Linked DNA regions of Mus musculus: region 2 is linked to region 1. A link is a loop called in an ENCODE intact Hi-C map of the cell type or tissue named here. Cell type or tissue: heart. All regions are shown on one strand.

Evidence for each region. Peaks named below come from ENCODE experiments on the same cell type or tissue, not always from the same donor. Only the 100,000 strongest peaks of a DNase experiment are listed, where the experiment ranks them.
Region 2: a loop joins it to region 1, with 2.7 times the contacts of the local background. A loop is called at or near these places in 2 of 42 quality-filtered maps.

What each region holds. Positions count from the first base shown.
Region 1 is chr15:13,283,861-13,286,360 of GRCm38, forward strand. No RefSeq gene overlaps it. Among named protein-coding and RNA genes, the nearest start is that of Gm46517, 2.2 kb to the right of the region's middle. In heart, a CTCF peak has its summit at 1,011 (motif pointing left); no DNase peak of the experiment used is centred here.
Region 2 is chr15:13,381,268-13,383,767 of GRCm38, forward strand. No RefSeq gene overlaps it. Among named protein-coding and RNA genes, the nearest start is that of Gm46517, 95 kb to the left of the region's middle. In heart, no CTCF peak of the experiment used is centred here; no DNase peak of the experiment used is centred here; H3K27ac peaks cover 249 bases.

The DNA.
Region 1 (2,500 bases):
TTTAATAGGTTTTTAAATGAAAAGAGTATGGCACATCATTTGTGAGTTCTATTTTGATTGTTTGCTTTTTAAAAAAAATGCAAGAAAGTAATTTTTGAAACTAAAATAGACCATGATTTCAATGCATTTAAAAATGATTTTTTAGAAAAGTACATTTTGTTCAATGTGGCAAATAAATTTATATAGACATTAATTAAAAAAAAACCATAGCCAACCTTCAGCTACTATTTTTCAGTTTTGCAAGGGACCAAGCAGTTATTTTGAATATTAAATAGATGGAATTTGGAGGTGTTCAAGAATTCGGGAAGTGAGAAGTAGCAACTTAGTTGAAGGAGTTCTTCTCCATACTGTTGAAGAACTCTTCATTCCAAGCCTTGCTGGCAGAGTTGAGCAGTTTTGCCAGTGCTCAATGGATGTGGAGCCAGAGAGTCTGGAGGTTAGTGAATTGCAGTTGGAATTATGGTGTTGTACTTTGCGTAGGGTACCATATTTGGTGCATAGCCTTTGCAAGTAGAAGCATTTAGCTACATCTCATTGTTTTTGGCAGGGTGACAGGAACTGTCATATGAGCCTGTCTCAGATACTCTGGCTCTCCTCCCTTTGGACATGTGGTAGAATCACCTCACTCACTTTAAACTTGGACAGGACTGTGTGACTTGCTTCGAGTAATGAGATGTTTGGAGCTGATGTGTTTCTCTGACTGGAAGCTTTGAAAATCAGTGTGTCTTGCTAGATTGTTTTTCTCTTCATGTGATGCTTGATTCTCCATTGAAATAGTCTTGACTAGCTTGGTTCCCAAAGAGGAGGCAAAGAGAAGGCTCAGAATGACTCACTAGATGTGACAAAAAAGCTCTGTTGTTGCAACTCATTAAAATTTGAGAAACTGACCTAAGTGTGCATTTATGATTTTTTTTAAAAAAGCTTTATTTATTTATTTCATGTATGTGGGTATACTGTTGTTGTCTTCAGACACACCAGATGAGGGAAATGGATCCCCATTACAGATGGTTGTGAGCCACCTTGTGGTTGCTGGAAATTGAACTCAGGACCTTTGCAAGAGCAGTCAGTGCTCTTAACTGCTTAGCCACCTCTCCAGCCCCTATGATTCTTATGCCTAGATTCCTATACTTATAGGAGGACTACATGGTCAACAACAGCCTGGGCCACATTTCCAGACTGTGCCTGATTTCTCCCAGTAAAACATGCCTACATACATACACATATATATACACACACATACATACTTATGCACATACATACACACACATATATGTGTATGATATATCTATCTATCTGTCTATCTCTCTATATATATGAGTTTGTTTATTATTACAGCACATTGCCTATCCTGATTTACATTATCATTAGAAGCAATATCAGATTACTTATGGCTACAGAAAATACAATCAACTGGAAGAATTGTATAATGAACTATTTGACTAGAGAGCTATCTTTTTATTTATAACAAACAATATGCATCTGTGAAAACACTGATCAGTTAAACCATGCTGTGAATTTTTATTTGATTTAGAACTTATCCCTTGTTCTATATAATTTTATTTTATTACATGGGGACAGGAAACATTTTCTGTACTTGGAGAGGCAGTAAATATTCTAGGGTTTGTAGGCCATATGGCCTCTTTCACAACTATTTAAGTCTGCCTCTGTAACCCCAAATGAGTCCCAGACAATACGTAAACAAACGCGCATGGCAGCATTCCAGTAACTATTTATAAAGTGGTTGGTAGGCTGATATGGATTGCTGACTGTAGTTTGCCAATTTCTGTTATTAGATCATGTTTCTGCCAGACCTAGTAGTATTAACTTCACAGTACTGGCATCTTTTGCCTTTTCCTATGCAGCCCAAGAACATATAATCATCAGTGGAGAAATTATATCTACTATTATAAGAGAGATACATATAGTTTCTGACTTACTAGTATGATTTTTAACTCATTTAAATACTTTTCCTTAACAGTGAGGCTACTGAAGCACACTGAGGCAAGAGGTTTGTTTGAAGGCAGCTTGCCAAGAGGTAGGCTGCATCCTTTGTCACCCACATATCTACCTGGTCTTCTGTCTATTGTCACGCACTGACTTCCAGATGAATAGAACCCATTCAGATGGATTAGACCAAGAGGTAAATGGGTTGAAAATTTAAAGACTTTATTTAGAGCTTAGCCTAGACTTCATATAACAGCTTTGCAGAATGATTTTAGAATGATTATGTTCAAGTGAATGTATGTGGCTTCACACACAGAATTTCTATTTTCAGTTTAAGGTTTTTTTTGGGGGGGAGCGGGGAGGTGTAGGGAGGGAAGGAAGATGCAGAGTCCTGCTATTAACCTAATTTATGATGTTTACTTATTCCTACCTATCTGACTAATGCTCCCTTTGTTCTCTTTATAATTTCCAGTTTCTATCTACCACCTCTGTCCCCCCAAGAGCCGCAGACACAAGCTGATTAATACCTGCTCTTTTTAGCTGCTGTGATCAGGGG
Region 2 (2,500 bases), 97 kb after region 1:
GGCAACACATTTACAGACAGAATAAGCAGAGAATGAGCTGTAATTTACTACAATGGCACACTGGTCTGCTTCTTAGAAGATGAGACAGAGAGGATAGGAGATTCTTGGGAGACTTTGAGAAACTTCAAATGGTAAGCTCATGATTAAGATCATGGAAAAAATGTCCGTTCGTGAGGCCCTTGAAAACTAGATTTGATGATTTATATTTATGTGACTGATTCAGCAGAGCAAGGAAGCATCAAGCAAACATGCGGACACATTGGTCCTTAGTGGCTGATAACCTCCACGCACACCTTGTAATCCGTAGACGCTGGATATGGGACAGTCCTGTGGAGTACTCGTGTTTTAATGTAAAATATATTTAAGGTAACTAGTTAGTGTGTGTGAGATTGCATGTTTTTGCATGTGCATGAACTTGTGGTGTGTGTGTGTGTGTGTGTGTGTGCATGCGTGCATGTGTGTGTGTGTGTTGTGTGAAGTAACTACAGATACCTTGCAAAATATATTATAAAAAAAATCAGACCCAGTTTTCAGGAGAGGGAGAATTTCTGGGAAAGGGTCAGCTATAGAGAAATATAGCCAAGATATAGATCAAATTCTAGAAAAGGCACTGGTTTACAAACTGAAGAATTTTTAACTACTTAAAACAAGTCTGAAGTAATATTATGGTTGTTAAATCTAATGATGATATTTTGTATTTTACACACATTGAACTTTATTTTTGAGAAATTAGAGTTTCCTGTATTTCATAAAAATATGTGTTGATTAAAGGAAAAGATGTTCTTTATCGTGAATAGATTAAAAACCACAGTCACTATCTGATGTGCTTCTGTTTTCTGCTTGACATACCCAGAGTCAATAAAAGAAAACAAAATTAAGGGAAAAATGAAATAATATTTGAAATAATGACTAGAATAAGAAATAATAATGACATGAGATGTAAGACATGATTGTTAAGAAAACTTGATAGGAGGTCGTAACAAATTAGGATATGGGGACTTTCTAAGCATGTAGCTATGGCACAGGCAAGATTTTGTCATTAATTTCCTAGGGAATTTCAGCTGGGCCTGAGAGTTAAACTGACATTAAACATATTAGCAGAATAAAAGTAGACAAATTTATTTAGTGTAAGTTCTATGTGACATGGGATATTGGAGCCATCATGAGGACGTGAAGGCTCAACAAAGTGACAAAATCTCAATGCTTTAGCCTGAGCCTAACAAAGAGCATGGCAAAAGAAGTCTCTGTGGGAAGGACAAAGCCAGCTAAAGGCAATTTCAACAAGATCTGTTTGCTCAGAATTCTCCAGGTCCCCATCTCCATTTCCCCTTCCTGAATGCCACTGTCCTCTGGGTAGACTTAACCTCTTGTTCTCAAGTTAAAAAAGAAAGAAAGAAAGAAAGAGAGAGAGAGAGAGAGAGAGAGAGAGAGAGGGAGGGAGGGAGGGAGAAAGGAAGGAAGGAAGGAAGGAAGGAAGGAAGAAAGAAAGAAAGAAAGAAAGAAAGAAAGAAAGAAAGAAAGAAAAGAAGAGTCATGTCAAGGTGCTCCTTCTGTTCCTGTGCTGTGATCTTGCTCTCTCCCTATGCCTGCAATTGCTCCCTCCCTCCTTCTTCCTGTTTCCTTCCCTGTGTGAGCACATGTGAGTGCATGTGTGTGTGTGCATGTGTGCACTCCGGTGTGTGTGTTCATAAATGAATTCTACTGTCAAATTGGCATAATATAGGGTAGAATGTTCTGTCATCTTTTAGTATCATAAGGTAACATGAACCATTTAGCCACTAAAACACAATTGGCTACACTTGTGTTCTCAGTGACAGGCTTGATCCCTGCCTGACAGCCCGTGAATACAGGGGGCTCCTGTGGGTGTCTAGGAATCCCTACATTTCACCATGGGGGAAGAGATGCTGTGGTCTTAACCAGTAGGGCTCTTTTTGTGGCTTCAGTGTGAATCCAGCAAGTCTACCTCAGTCTTAACCTCCTTTATATTGTTCTGAAGGGACACCGTGACCAAAGCAATTTATGAAAGACGGCATTTAATTAGGGGCTTGCTTCCAGTTTCAGAGAGTGAATCTACTGTCATCATGGCAGGGAACGTGGCCTCAGGCAGGTAGGCAGGCAGGCATGCAGGCAGGCAGGCAGGGCAGGCAGGCAGGCAGGCATGCAGGCAGGCAGGCATGCAGGCAGGCAGGCATGCAGGCAGGGCAGACAGCCAGGCAGGGCAGGCAGGCAGGCAGGCAGGCAGGCAGGCAGGCAGGCAGGCAGGCAGGGCAGGCAGGCAGGCAGGCAGGCAGGGCAGGCAGGGCAGGCAGGCAGGCAGGCAGGCAGGCAGGCAGGCAGGCAGGCAGGCAGGCAGGGCAGGCAGGGCAGGGCAGGCAGGCAGGCAGGGCAGGGCAGGGCAGGCAGGGCAGGGCAGGGCAGGCAGGGCAGGCAGGGCAGGGCAGGCAGGGCAGGGCAGGCAGGGCAGGGCAGGCAGGGCAGGGCAGGCAGGGCAGGGCAGGCA